Regions from separate parts of the Homo sapiens genome. Here region 1 is linked to region 2. Evidence: read pairs that join two places in POLR2A ChIA-PET (ENCODE). Cell type or tissue: PC-9. All regions are shown on one strand.

Region 1 (8,000 bases), 87 kb before region 2:
TGAATTCAAAAGGTATTACCAAGACAAGGTTAGTGCCAGTTAATGACCAGCTGACCCTGAGATTTAACCCTGGGCAACAGAGGGATGACAGGGACATGACCAAAGCAAAGCATCATGAAAGGAGAAGAGGATTTGAAAAGGAAGGTAGTATGACCTGCTTCGGCTTCAGACATATTAGGTTTGAATGCTGGCCAACTTCACAGGTAGGAAAAGTCAGCTGGATTTGTGGAACCAGAGCTCCAGCACAAGTGAGGGCTGGAGGCAATTGTTTGGGAGTTATCAGCAAGATGGTGACCCCTAAAGTCACGAGACGGAAAGAGGATCACCACCAGAGAAAAGGCAGACCTCACAAAACACCTTAGATAGAACGCTAGGGACATGAGGAAGGGAAGTCATTTCAAGAATCATGCTGTGTGCAAGAGGGTTAAAAGCACAGATGTAAAGGAGGGTAAACTGGGTAAAAGGCCAATGGATTTAGTGACTAAGAGAGTCTGGAGACTGTCAAGACTGCAGTTTCATCAAGACAGAAAGGTGACTGCAATGTTAAAGGAAGTGAGTCAGTCTGAGGAAATGTGGATGAGCCTACACTATTTTTCAAGGATTGGTTATAAAAGGAAAGTGATAAAAGTGATGGTAGCTTGAAGGAGTAGCAGAGTTGAGGGTAGGTTGGGTGAGTGTGTGTGTCTTAAAAGTAAAAATAGTTAACTTGCAGAGCTTAAAGAGCAGAATCCAGTGGAGAGATTGAAGTTGCAGGATGATATGACCCACCAACGACAAGAAAACAGAAGAGATGAGCAGAGACATGTTACCCTTAGAAAGAGGAAGAGACACCTGTTCCTCTGGCAGATAAGGGAAGATGATCAAGCAGTGGCTGCCATGTTGCTGACAGCCCCCTTAAACACAACAGAAGAGACAATGAATAAAGCTATTATATATATAGCAACACACTTCTGATAACCACTTCTAGGAGAAACAATATTCTGACTAATGCCATTATTCTACTTAATGTCGTGACATCAGAACAACCAAATGTTGTGACTCATAGTTTGTCTCTTTTGTTTAGTGCACTTAATATGAATGAAAGAGGTAGGTGGATAAGTACCTTTGGTAAGTGAATGAAGAACCCCCCAGACAATGCAAATCACGCTATAGATAAAAGAGTATATTTTGTTTCTGAAATTAATTTAAACTCCCACTTGGTTTGTCTTTCACAGTCACTTGACATTTATAATTCAGTTGCAAATTCATAAATCAAAAGCATTCTGCTTTTCATCACAGTTGTCGTGTCTACATATCAAGGTTTTCCTGGTCACCATAACACTACCATTCCACAGCAGTGAAAAGCAAAATACATGGAATGTTATAATGAAGAAAAATTTGAGGGAGCCTGATTTAAAGAAAAAAAAAAAAGAGCAAGAAAGATCAGAATACATAAACTAAGTAATTAATGAGATCATCAAAGCCCATGCTAATCTCATTTAACCATTCCTTACCCCCCTAGAAAGGGAGATACAGAAAGGCACACAACAGCAGCAAATGACTTTAGGTCAGTAGCTTTTTTAAAAATTGGCCACAGTGCACCATCAATTTTATAGGAAACTATTGTAGATAATAAAACCTATCTTTGTAAATCTATTTTACACAGTATGCCAAAACTGTCAGTGAAGCTAAAGTCTTATAATAACTGTGATTGGGATGATGAATTGAATGTGTTAGCCTAGCATTAGTCACCTAATTCTAAATCTAAATTGTACTACCTCAGTCACCTAACTGCTTTTAAAAATACATAAGAGGCCAGGCATAGTGGCTTATGCCTGTAATCCCAGCACTTTGGTAGGCTGAGGTGGGAGGATCACTTGGGGCCAAGAGTTTGAGACCACCCTGGTCAACATAACAAGACCCCATCTCTATAAAAAGTGAAAAACTAGCCAGGCGTCGGGGCACAAATCTCTAGTCCTAAATACTCGGGAGGCTGAGGCAGGAGGATTGCTTGAGCCCAGGAGGTTGAGGCTTCAGTAAGCTGTGATCATGCCACTGTACTCCAGCCCGGGTGACAGAGCAACACCCTGCCTTGAAAAAAAAACACATAAGAAAGAACCAAGAGTTTAATTAATTCCAATTAGAAAATGATAAGAATGGGAAATAACAAAAATCATTAGACTATAACATCAATCAATAACCTATTTCCAAAAAACTCTGAATTAAACACTAAAAATTTTGAAATGGCAAATGAAAAACAACTATTCTCTCTTATGTGCATTTGAAAAATGTTCCTCTTGAATAAGCTGTATTTATCACCAAATATTTCATCTTTCACTGATAGGTACATGACAAAGTGATTCATGTACTATCCATGGACTACAAAAATATGTAGTTGTCTTAACAGGTATCAGGCATAGAGTTGGAATTTATGCTTTAGAACTTGTAATGGAGCCCACAGCAATAGAATGTTTAAAATCTGAATTAGCATTTGATATTCTGAAACAACATTTGGCAGGGGTAGCTGGGATCCCTGGGGTGTTCCATAACATCTATGCATTATTTATTTTACTATACTACCATACTGATCTACAATTACTCTCTCTGTGTGCCTTTCTCTACCAGTGGCCTGGAAACAACTTACAGGTAGAAAGACCACATTATCTACAACCATAGAACAGTGCCCATCGAAGCCAGACCCAGTTACTTTTAAGAGGAATGTCAAAGGGCTACGGGATAGACAGTGGAATTTCCCACAGGAAGATGTACCATCCCTGGACACGAGAACAGAGTTTATTGCATTTTTCAATTCAGGAAGAGAAATTTTTCAAAATAATGTCACAAGAGCGAATGAAGGGAACTCTACAAATCACAGTCATGAAGTGATTCAGAATCCCAAATGCCTGAACTGAATTTTATTAAGGATTTCATTTCCTATAAAAGCAACATAACGCATTTTTAACTACTATTTTTGTTCACGTAGTTACCTCCCTATTCTACTTTTTCAGCTGTTTCCAGGAACAGTGAGCAGACCATCATTGAATAGAATATATATTAAGTACATATTCTAAATGTATACCTTCTGCAAGAATTAAAAATCTGCACTAGAAAATATTGCCTACACAGGCAGATAGTCTTCAAACACAAGTAGACCATCTAAACACATTTCAGTAGACATGTGTTTCCCACAGCTGCTGTAACAAATTAGCACAAACTTCATGGCTTAAGATAACACAAATTTGTTATCTTGCAGTTCTGGAGGTCAGAGTACAAAATGGGTCTCTCTGAGCTAAAATCAAGGTGTTGGCAGCGCTGTGTTTTTTTTCTGGAGGTTCTAGGGGAAAAATCTGTTTTCTTGCCTTTTCCAGCTTCCAGAGGCTGCCTGCATCACTTGCCTTGGGGCCCCTTCCTCCATCTTCAACAGGAGGTTGAGTTCCTCATCACATAACATCACTCGGACCTTGTCTTCTGCCTCGCTATTCCACTTCTAAAAGCCCCAGTGATTACACTGGACTCATCCAAATAACCCAGGATCATCATCTCCTCTCCAGGTCAGCTGATTAGCAACCTTAACTCTTTGCCATGTAATAACACACGGCTCTGGGGATTAGGATGTAAACATCTTGAGGGGAGGGAAAGGGAATGACACATTAGTCTGCCTACTGCAGCATGGAATCATCCATCAGTACACTTTCTATTTTATTTTTCATACAGACTCACAGACATATACCACACCCATACCCAAAAGTTTTTTAGATTTCCCTGCCCTAATTTGATAATTCTAGACTAATTCTAATGAATACTTCCACAAGTGTCTCCTATAATTTTGTAATGTTAGAATTTTACTTTAAAAAAACAAAAAAAATTCTGTTCTTCGAAAAACAAACAAACAAACAAACAAATTCCAGATGGTTCCAAGAGTGCAAACCTGAAAACAGCTTAACCTGATTTATTTTTTTAAAAAAAGGCATGACAGTCTCACCAGGAAAGAGCTCTTTTAGTTTACAGGGTTTGATACGTAATATAATCATACTTAAGAGTTTTGTTTTGCTTTTTGTTTTCTGTTTTGAGACAGGATCTTGTTCTGCGGCCCAGGCTGGAGTGCAGTGGCTTGTGGAAAACTGAACTCATCTTTATAATTCCTTTTTTATTGAGACTTACCTAGAATAATTAACATTTGAATTTAATTAAAAACAGTTCTTTTGTCAAACTTAACCCAATTCTCCAATACTTTTGTAGGTCACCTTCTTTAATAACAATCAGAGGAAGAATTTTCTGACTCTTCAAAACAGCAATCTAAATATAATACTTTATTGTACAACACATGATGTCTTTTTTTTTGTGTCCCAAATTGTGTTCCTTAGAACACCTGGAAACATAAATTGGTATACCACCCCCCCACCCAAAAAAAAAACCTATTCGGTGGCCACATACATTTGGAAAAGGACGTATACCATGCCTCTCTTTTAGAGGGTCACAATGCATACTAAGTGTTAAAAGTCCTCTAACTTTGTTTAACATCACTGTTTTCAGAACGTTTTCCTAACATCCCTATAAATAACCTGGGCTGAGGCAAGAAAGTGAGAAGTGAATACTAATGTAGAGCATATCTCCACAGAGTATTACTCATGAGTAAGCCCCACAGCTTACTCATCACAACTGGGAACAAAACCAGCCCCACTTTATGCTCCTGAGAGTATACGACGGATGAAAGGCATTTCAAATATCAAATGTCAAATCAATGCCAAATTGCAACTACAATTAAAATCTACTTGAAACAACACAAATATGAAAAGGCTCCTGCTGTCTCTAATTGTATTTACATGAGTGGGTCCTTTAAAAAACAATGCTTGGCCAGGCGAGGTGGCTCATGCCTGTAATCCCAACACTTTAGGAGGTGGAGACGGGTGGATCACTTGAGGTCAGGAGTTCGAGACTAGCCTGGTCAACATGGTGAAACCCAGTCTCTACTATAAATACAAAAATTAGCCAGGCGTGGTGGTGCATGCCTGTAATCCCAGCTACTCGGGAGGCCGAGGCAGGAGACTGCTTGAACCCAGGGGCGGAGGCTGCAGTGAGCCAAGATCACGCTGCTCCAGCCTGGGCCACTAAATGAGACTCTGTCTCAAAAATAAAAATAAAATAAAAAACAATGTTTAATTCAATATGACTTTAAATGGTGCACAGCTAAATGAACCTACCCATGTTTATAAAGAATCCAAATGTATCTGATTCAAAATACTGACCCTCAAATAGAGCCGTGGATGCCCCATCCACTACACATAAGCAAGAGACAGATTTATGAAAAGCATTTCAAAATGTTTTTTCCTTCATACAGAGTAATAAATACTCAATTAAAAGGAATTAAGGTTAATTCTAAAGAGATGGGAAATTTCCTTTAGTTTTCATTTGTTTTTCTATAAAAAATAGAAATATTTCAATCTAAAATAAAAAATCTCAAAGCTAAAAATATTAAGTATCAATTATTCAAATATCACTGATTCCACGTGGGCGCAGTGACTCACACCTGTATTCCCATCACTTTGGGAGGCCAAGATGGGCAGATCACCTGAGGTCAGGAGTTCAAGACCAGCCTGGCCAACATGGTGAAACTCCATCTCTACTAAAAATACACAAATTAGCTGGGCGTGGTGGCACACACCTGTAGTCCCAGCTACTCAGGAAGCTGAAGGAGAATCATTTGAACCCAGGAGGCAGAGGTTGCAGTGAGCTGAGATCGTGCCATTGCACTCCAGCGTAGATGACAGAGTGAGAAACCACCTCAAAAAAAAAAAAAAAAAAAAATTACTGAGTCCCCCTCTAAAAAATTCTATTAAAATGACAATTATTTTTTAAGTTTATAGCCCTCAAGTATAAACAATAGGCTCAAAAGGTTGAAAAACAGTGTCTTGGTCCACTCCTGTGAGGTGCTAAAATGTAACGAAAAGGCCACCGGTGCTAGGGCATAGGAAGGCTACTTACCTTCCCAGAGCCCAAGTTTCTTCATCTGTAAATAGAAGGTGGTCGTAATACTTACCTCATGGGGTTGTTGTGAGAATTAACTGGGTTAAAGTATACAAGGCACTTAGAATAGTACTGGTACATAAGCATTCCACAAATGTGGCCCATTATTACATTATTGTTGTTCTTACTATACTTTTTCTGGTCATGTTTGTTATCCCAAATTTGTTACTCATAAATAAAAAGGAAAATAAGTTGGGTGTGGTGGCTCATGCCTGTAATCCCAGCACTTTGGGGGGCCAAGGCAGGCAGATCACGAGGTCAGGAGTTCGAGACCAGCCTGACCAATATGGTGAAACCCAGTCTCTACTAAAAATACAAAAATTAGCCAGACGTCATGGCGCATGGCTGTAATCCCAGCTACTCAGGAGGCTGAGGCTGGAGAATCGCTTGAATCCAGGAGGCAGAGGTTGCAGTGAGCCGAGATTGCACCACTGCTCTCCTGTCTGGGTGACACAGCGAGACTCCGTCTCAAAAAAAAAATTTTTTTTTTTAATAAATAAATAAAAAGGAAAATAAATTTCTCCTACACTCAAGATTCTAAATAACTAAGATTAGTTTTTGCTCAAAGCTGCTATAGAATACTCACTCCTCCATCCAACATAACCACCCACTATGCATTACTGCTCCCTTCCAAATCACCTGGACAACTAACGCCTCTTTCTACTTCTGTGTGAACCATCTGTTTTCAATTACTGACTCATTCACTTAATAGTCATCAAATACCTACTACATGTCAGGTACTGTTTGACATTAGACATTCAAGGATATATAAGTATCAGGTCCTGTCTTTAAAAACCTGTTATTCTAGAAGGAGAAGAAGGGGAAAAGTATTTCAACAGTTTAAAATTTTTTCCTCTAATGGAGACATATTCCAGACATAGTATTAGCAAAAAGGAAGACCTTACGGCCTCCACTGAAGGGAGAGAGCACCAGGCCAGGTTTCTGGTTAGGTAGACAGGTACTGCAGGACAGGAGAGTTTGCAAAGCCAGGCATACAGGAACTGGCTTAGAGCATTTTAAACACTGGATGGCCAGTGTGGCCAGTACGAGCGCTAGTAAGCACCTGTGAGGCAAGAAAGGATATCAGACCCAACAGGCTCTTGGAGACAGTGCCAAAATTTTTGGACTATTGTTAAGGAATTTTAAAAGGGAATGATGTTCAAATCCACATTTGGGAAAGACCGCCATAGCAATGTGAAGAATGAAATGGAGGAAGCAGAAACTAGAAACAGGTAGACCAAGTCAGTGAGCTTTGTGTTTTTCACAGTGTCTTCGAAATTAGTTCACTGTTACCATAACTCTGTGTGGCGTGACAACTGTTATTCATTTGTAATGGATATGAAACGGAACTTCAAAAAGATCACAAGACTTGCCCAAAGTCACATAATAATGAATAAATGGCTAAAATGGCCTCCAGAATCCAAGACTTCTCATCATCCCACTGGTCCTTTCTCTCCAATCCCTAGAGGTTAAAATAAAGTACAAACTTTGGTCACATCCTATCCCAGAGCAGCAGTTTGGCTGCAGCAAATGAATTCAAGTTTACTTGAGTTAATAATCAGATACTTTCTGGCTGTAAGAGCATGGAACATTTATCATAGCTAAATAAAATGGGAGTTGATTGGGTAAATTTTGATAAACTGTACTTTAATCCTGAAAAATGGCTGCTACTAGATATGTTTTTACCCCTCTTCAGTGATACACTTCAAAGCCAGAAATAAGGTTCATGCCCATCAAATAAATAAGCAAGACTTCAGTTTAAACCCTAAACTCTGAACATATAATCTACTAGTCTACTGATCGGTAGTGTGAACTGCCTGGTTGTAAATATCAAGCCTTCGTATGCAGCAGATTATATTAATGGTAAACTGGGCCAAGCGCAGTGGCTCACACCTGTAATCCCAGAACTTTGGGAGGCCGAGGCAGGCAGATCACCTAAGGTTAGGAGTTCAAGACCAGCCTGGCCAACGTGGCAAAACCCCATCTCTACTAAAAAT
Region 2 (8,000 bases):
CCATTGCCAGAAAGAAAATCATCTTACTATTATCTACACAGAGTCCAGAACAGGATGCAAAACCAACTCTTTACTGCCCCCAGTGGAAAAAATCCTCTTCAGTCCATACGGCAACAACCAGAGGGCCCTCCTAGAATCACCCTGCTCCTGGCTTCTTCAGTTTCTTCCTCTCCCCACCGTGGGCTTAGTCCTAGCTTCTTGCAAGGGGTAGGTTCCGATTTCTCCTTAAAGACTGTTGCAGAGACAGAATTCCAGTCTCTCTGATTCTTCCCAGGGGCATATCTAAAATATCAGCAAACTGTTCTCTCCCCAGAATCAGCGGACTCGCATTGAATCTCCGTTTTAGCAAAGCCCAGGCTCCACACCTCCCCTGGGAGGCACAGAAACACAGGACAGTCCCTCCTACCCCGCCATGCAGGCAATTGCTGCACTGCTGGCATCCCCAGCTTGGGACCCAGCACAGAAGCCAGACATAGCCCCAGGGAGCCAGTGGCCAGGAGGAGTGTTCAGGGCACAGGGACCAGACGAATAAAAGCTGGAGACAAAAGAGAATGCTAGGCCAGGCATGGTGGCTCACGCCTGTAATCCCAGCATTTTGGGAGGCCGAGGCCAGCAGATCACCTGAGGTCAGGAGTTCAAGACCAGCCTAGCCAAAATGGCAAAACCCATCTCTACTAAAAATAGAAAAATTAGCTGGGCGTGGTGGTGGGCACCTGTAGTCCCAGCTACTCGGGAGGCTGAGACAGGAGAATCGCTTGAACCTGGGAGGTGGAGGTTGCAGTGAGCTGAGATGGTGCCACTGCACTCCAGCCTGGGCGGCAGAGTGAGACTCCATTTCAAAAAAAAAAAAAAAAGAGAGAGAACACTGGTATTGAGGGAATTTCAAGCCATTCTAAATGCCCGGAGAAGTAATTTTAAATTCTACTCATATTTCAAGGTTTCATTTAAATCACACCTTATCTATGAAGTGCTCTGGGATTAGGCTACTCTCGTTTATCTCCTTCCTTTCTAAGCATCTACGATATCTATCATTATGTGGCACAACCTTATGTTTCATTCTGTAGGGACTTCTGTTGTTCACTTGCTTGATGTGAGCAAACTGGTTTCCTTAACTAAACCATAAACTACCGGAGGGCAGGATCATTGTTTAGAGTTTTGCTTTATGATGACAGTTTTATTGAGCTATAATTCATATACCACACAATTCACCCATTTAAAATGTACAAGTCAGTGGGATTTTCTTTAGCATGCTTATAAGAGTGGGGCAACCACCCTCACAATTAATTTTAGGACGTTTTCATCATCCCCCAAAGAAACTCTCCTGCAGTAGCAGTCACTCCTCATTTTCCACACCCAGGCTGTGGGTTGGATTGTGTCCCCTCCAAAAAGATTATGTTCAAGCCCTCACCTCCAGAACCTGTGAATGTGACCCAGTTTGGAAGTGAGGTCTTTGCAGATGTAATCAAGTAAAGATGAGGTCATACTGGATTAGGGTTGGTCCTGAATCCAACATGACTGGCATCCTTATAAGACTGCAATTTGGATGCAGGGACAGAGACACACAGGGGAGAAGACCGTGTGAAGATGGAGACAGAGATTGCGGTGAAGCAGCTACAAACTAAGGAATGCCAAGGATTTGGGGGCAAACCCCAGAAGCAAGACAAGGCAAGAAAGTGTTCTTCCCTGAGTCCTCCAGAGGGACCGTGGCCCTGCCAACGCTGACTTCAGACCTCCAGCCTCCAGAATGGCGAGAATACGTTCCGGTTGTCCTAAGCCACCCAGTTTTATTCAGCAGCCCTAGGAATCTAAGGCACACCCCAACGATGCTCCCCACCTCCACCCCCTAGTAAACCACTAAACTACTTTCTGCCTCTGGAGATTAATCCGTTCTAGACATTCTGTATAAAAGGAATTACATAATATGTGGCCTTTTGTTACCGGTTTCTTTGACTTAGTATAATATTTTTAAGGTTCACCTATGTTGTATCAGTACCTCATTATTTTTGTTGCTGAATAATATTCCATTGTATGGCTATATCATATTTTGTTTATCCATTTATCAGTTGATAGACACTTGGCTTGTTTCTATTTTTTTAGCTATTATGAGTATTGCTGTTATGCAGATTCAGACAGGTTTTCATTTCTCTTAGGTGTATACCTGGAGTGAGATTGCTGAGTCATGTGGTAACTCTATGTTTAACCTTTTGAGGAAATGTTACACTGTCTACCTAAGTGCCTGCACCATTTCATATTCCCATCTGCAGTGTATGAGGGTACCAATTTATCCGCACCCTTGCCAACACTTATTATCTATGTTTAAATTGCAGCCATCGTAGTGGATGTGAAATGGTATCTCTTTGTGATTTTGATGTCAATGTCCCGGATGGGCAGTGATGATGAACATATTTTCATGTGCTTGTCAGCCACCTTTTTTGGAGAAATGTCTATTCAGATCCTTTGCCCATTTTTAAATTGAGTTATTGGTCTTTTTGTGGTGTAGTTATAGAAGGTCTCTGTTTATTCTGAATAACTGGATTGTCTTTTTATTCTTGTATTATTTATATACTTTATAGTTTTAAAATATTCCTCAGTTTGCCTCATGATCCTGAACCCATGAGGAGGGTTATCCTTGTGCTCTTAGACATTTCTGGTGTTCTAAGAAATCATTGGTTTTTATTTGATAGTTAATGAATGGCCTGGAATAACATATTTCAGAGCTTTCAGGTCAACTTTGGGGTAAAGAAAGGAACCTAATATTTACTGACTGCCCACCATCTGCCAGATGTTGTTGGCATATGTGTGATCCTCACCCCAACCTAGGAAGGTTCTGTGTTATCATCTCCAATAAACAGGTAAGCACAAAGAAATTAAATAACAACAGTTTTTTAAACACCCTGCTCCTTTGTCCCTTCATGATGTGGTAAAACAAAGACATATCAAAACCAGAGGACTTGCTTGTCAAGTTTCTAATGCCTGGAAAATGTCACCTTGGTACTTCAAGTCTTATTCAAGGAACTATTAAACAGTTTATATGGTTTTTCAGCTCATAAATTAATAAAATCCCTTCAAATATTTCCCTTAAGTGAAGTATAGGAATATAAGTATTGTTCCAAGTCTTCTGTTAAAAATTGAAGCACAGAAATGGGACTATGACTAAATTAACTGAATAGTAAAAAAGAGCTTGTGATTCAGGAATTCAGGGAGAGAGTTCGTGAGCTCTGCAGAGGTAACCTGTATGTGCATGCTCCAAAATCCACCGGCACTTTCCCGGCAGTCCAAAGTGCAAATGGTTTCTGCAGCTCATGATTCTGGCTCCAGGCCAGCGCCATGCTCACTTGAATTGCAGCCAAACACCCTCGGACTCATTGCCTGAACATGTGACTCAAATGCTCGCGTTCCCGCTGCTCAGTGTACTCTCCTGGAGACCCCCTGACATCAAATTCCCAAGGATCTCATTTCATTTTTTATAGACAAGTGTCTTCACCCTTCCAACTCTAAAGATAGATGTGAGGTGAAGATATATTCTTCAGGGTTTGAAAGCTCTATATAAAGTCCCCCAAACATTTAAAATCTGGAGATTCATCTCTGGAAAACAGTGCATCTGATCATCTTGATTTACAGCCTGTACTGGAAGTTTTTCTTTTAGAACAAAAGCTATTTGCAAACCATTCCTGTTTGTAAATAAATTATTTTCCTAAATATCAAAGGAAGACATCAGAAAGTACAAAAAGAAATAATAGATGGAATAATTTCTTGAAATTTACCCAAATAGATAATGAGCAAGACAACTGATAGCTCTCAGAATAAATATTCTCTGAGAGTAAGACTAATACGATCATGCCAATAGTTTAGTTTGACTTATTTTCATAGCGCTGCCCAAACAGATATGGAGAAAGGAATTATTTTGCCATGAGATAAGACTTAATCATCTCTGGGAAAGGGAATCCACAGGAACATTTTTGCTTATGCAAGAAAGATCCTGTTTATACTGCATGATTCTTTGCAGTTTTTCTCTCCCATCCCCTGTGGCTGTGTAGTTCTATCCTATTTGTGGCCCTGCTTCTAGATTGAGGCCCCATAAAGCAGGCTGCACAATGCCTGCAGCACATTATTTCTTGAAGAAATCCCAGGGAAAATAGACAGTGAAACTTAGCTTCCCTGGTCTTAGAAAAGGGCAAAGAAATTTTTGTTTCCCCCAAAGGCCAGTTGAAAAATGTCGTGTTGCCCCAGAAGTCCAGCCCTGGCCCTTCCTTGCTGCAAAGAGTCAATTGGTGCCTCCAGGTCCTTGCTTTTCCTTGACGACAGACTGGTGTAGTTTGAGACATCCCTGGCCCTTATCTCAGCCCAGCCCTTTGAAGCACTTGACAGCCGCTGCTGCTGCCACTTGCTTATCCCAAGGGAGGAAGTAGCTTCTGAAGGCTTTGAGGTCCAGTTCAGTCTGGATGTTTGAAAGGGTGAAAGGTAATTTTAATATGACTTCTAATTTATGTGATGCTTACATTTTTTTGAATTCTGTGCTTCCCAGGGGACACAGTAATTGAAAGTGTTTTTCATCCCATAGCAGGAAGGGATGAGGGTTGATGGATCGATTTTCCTCTGATTGTTAACCCTCCACCTCTCCTTCCCCCTCAGCTTCACTGTGTGTTATGTCTGTTTGTCTATCATGTCTGAAAACCTAGTTTGAATTACAAAATAGGTTGAGAGGAGCAGTGGGTGAAAGGATGGAGTTTTCTCTTCGATAATTTATTCAGCGGGTGCTAAAGATTTGGGGATCTTCTTGTCTTGATTGAATGGTGTAATGGTTAATACTGAGTGTCAACTTGACTGGATTGAAAGATACAAAGTATTGATCCTGGGTGTGTCTGTGAGGGTGTTGCCAAAGGAGATTAACATTTGAATCAGTGGGCTGGGAAACGCAGACCCACCCCTAATCTGCGTGGGCACAATCTAATCAGCTGCCAGCACGGCTGGAATATGAACAGGCAGAAAAATGTGGAAAAGAGAGACTGGCCTAGGCTCCCAGCCTACATCTTTCTCCCATGCGGGATGCTTCCTGCCCTCAAACATCAGACACCAAGTTCTTCAGTTTTGGGACTCGGACTGGCTCTCCTTGCTCCTCAGCCTGTAAATGGCCTATTGTGGGACCTTGTGATCATGTGAGGTAATACTTAATAAACTCCCCTTCATATATATTCCATTAGTTCCGTCCCTCTAGAGAACCCTGACAAATACAGATTTTGGTACCAGGAGTGGCTCTAGAGGGACAGAATATTAAGGATGGAGTTATTTCATTGGTTTTGGGGTTTCTGGAGTTTGCTTCTTAATATGATTAGACCCAAAAATGGTAAAGACTTTACTTCTAATGGTATGGAGAATGCTGATAGTCCTTGTCGTGAACTGTTTAGAGAGTTATGCAAAATAAATGCATTTGACACTCCTGATTCATCACTCGTGAGAGGCAAAGAGCTTAGTGACTCTATACGTAATACCTTTGACCATATGTGGAGAACCAGGGAGCATAATGAAGCTGATTGGTTACTTCTAAGTTCAATGGACAAAGTGATGAAAGAAAATGATGAACTCAGGGATTCTGTCTCCCGGCTTTAGAAGCAGACACTGAGCCTCAAATCTGCTAAGATTATCCTAATGAGAGTCTTATCGCCTGTAGAAAAAGAGCTGAAATTATGGAAAAACAGACACAAGCTCTTATCATGTTGAGTGGCTGACCTGCAACAAAAGGTGCATCCACAGCCTTGCCAGGTGTCTACTGTTAAAATGAGGGCATTGATTGGAAAAGAATGGGACCCTGCAACATGGAATAGGGACATGTGGGAGGACCCTGATGAAGCTGGGGGCACTGAGTTTGTAAACTCTGATGAACCTTTTTTGCCAGAGGGAACATCTTTCCCATCCCCAGAAGGGGCAATATCCCTCCCTGACCCATGCTGCCATCAGCCTTTCCATCTCTGTCTGAGGAGATAAACCCTGCACTGCCTGAGGCAGCAGTGATGGCCTCCCCTGAGGCAGCTGCCAGGCAAGATAATGTTGATTCTCCCCAGGAGCCACCCCCAACACCCCTGTTTGCTTCCAGACCTATAACTAGACTAAAGTCCCGGCAGGTCCCTGGAGGTGAAGTTGAGAATGTAACCCATGAGGAGGTGTGCTACACTCAAAAAGAACTGCTTGCATTTTCTAATTTATATAAACAGAAATCTGAAGAACAGGCATGGGAATGAATACTAAGGATGAGGGCTATTATGGTGGGAAAGGCCAAATGGAAGCCATTAGAGCTTCCCCTACCTAGAAAAATAGTAAATCAAAAACAATATCACATCCCTGGAGGGATTACAGAGATTAGTGCCACCATTAAGGACTTGAAAGATGCAGGGGTCATTGCTGAGGCTTGAGTAGGTAAACAAAGCAGCCTGGAAGCTCGAATTGGGTGGAGCCCACCGCAGTTCAAGGAGGCCTGCCTGCCTCCATAGACTCCACCTCTGGGGGCAGGGCATAGCCACCAACAAAAGGCAGCAGAAACCTCTGCAGACTTAAATGTCCCTGTCTGACAGCTTTGAAGAGAGCAGTGGTTCTCCCAGCACAGTTTGAGATCTGAGAATGGACAGACGGCCTCCTCAAACGGGTCCCTGACCCCCGAGTAGCCTAACTGGGAAGCACCCCCAGTAGGGGCAGACTGACACCTCACACGGCCGGGTACCCCTCTGAGACAAAGCTTCCAGAGGAACGATCAGGCAGCAACATTTGCTGTTCAGCAATATTCGCTGTTCTGCAGCCTCCGCTACTGATACCCAGGCAAACAGGGTTTGGAGTAGACTTCCAGCAAATTCCAACAGACCTGCAGCTGAGGGTCCTGACTGTTAGAAGGAAAACTAACAAACAGAAAGGACATCAGCACCAAAACCCCATCTGTACATCACTATCATCGAAGACCAAAGGTAGATAAAACCACAAAGGAGGAGAAAAAAACAGAGCAGAAAAGCTGAAAATTCTAAAAATCAGAGCGCCTCTCCCCCTCCAAAGGAACGCAGCTCCTCACCAGCAGTGGAACCAAGCTGGATGGAGAATGACTTTGAAGAGTTGAGAGAAGAAGGCTTCAGACGGTCAAACTTCTCCGAGCTAAAGAAGGAAGTTTGAACCCATTGCAAAGAAGCTAAAAAGCTTGAAAAAAGATTAGACGAATGGCTAACTAGAATAACCAGTGTAGAGAAGTCCTTAAATGACCTGATGGAGCTGAAAACCATGGCATGAGAACTACGGGATGAATGCACAAGCTTCAGTAGCCGATTCAATCAACTGGAAGAAAGGGTATCAGTGATTGAAGATCAAATGAATGAAATGAAATGAAGTGAGAAGAGAAGTTTAGAGAAAAAAAGAGTAAAAAGAAATGAATAAAGCCTCCAAGAAATATGGGACTATGTGAAAAGACCAAATCTACATCTGATTGGTGTACCTGAAAGTGATGGGGAGAATGGAACCAAGTTGGAAAACACTCTGCAGGATATTATCCAGGAGAACTTCCCTGACCTAGCAAGGCAGGCCAACATTAAATTCAGGAAATACAGAGAATGCCACAAAGATACTCCTCGAGAAGAGCAACTCCAAGACACATAATTGTCAGATTCACCAAAGTTGAAATGGAGGAAAAAATATTAAGGGCAGCCAGAGAGAAAGGTCAGGTTACCCACAAAGGGAAGCCCATCAGACTAACAGCTGATCTCTCCGCAGAAACTCTACAAGCAGAAGAGAGTGGGGGCCAGTATTCAACATTCTTAAAGAAAAGAATTTTCAACCCAGAATTTCATATCCAGCCAAACTAAGCTTCATAAGTGAAGGAGAAATAAAATCCTTTACAGACAAGCAAATGCTGACAGATTTTGTCACCACCAGGCCTGCCCTAAAAGAGCTCCTGAAGGAAGCACTAAACATGGAAAGGAACAACCAGTACCAGCCACTGCAAAAACATGCCAAATTGTAAAGACCATTGA

Evidence for each region. ChIA-PET counts read pairs that join two places held together with the same protein. Peaks named below come from ENCODE experiments on the same cell type or tissue, not always from the same donor. Only the 100,000 strongest peaks of a DNase experiment are listed, where the experiment ranks them.
Region 1: POLR2A ChIA-PET joins it to region 2 with 10 read pairs; 2 of 35 experiments call an interaction of 5 or more read pairs at or near these places.

Annotation. Positions count from the first base shown.
Region 1 is chr4:169,225,093-169,233,092 of GRCh38, forward strand. The region is part of intron 2 of SH3RF1 (SH3 domain containing ring finger 1); the gene reads right to left. Among named protein-coding and RNA genes, the nearest start is that of SH3RF1, 42 kb to the right of the region's middle. RefSeq lists enhancers at 5-1,204, 4,391-5,070. In PC-9, no CTCF peak of the experiment used is centred here; DNase peaks (open chromatin) are centred at 559, 1,009, 4,649 and 6,719; H3K4me3 peaks cover 786 bases; H3K27ac peaks cover 4,492 bases.
Region 2 is chr4:169,311,757-169,319,756 of GRCh38, forward strand. All of the region lies in intron 2 of LOC105377529 (a long non-coding RNA gene), which reads right to left. Among named protein-coding and RNA genes, the nearest start is that of SH3RF1, 45 kb to the left of the region's middle. RefSeq lists an enhancer at 1-407. In PC-9, a CTCF peak has its summit at 87; no DNase peak of the experiment used is centred here.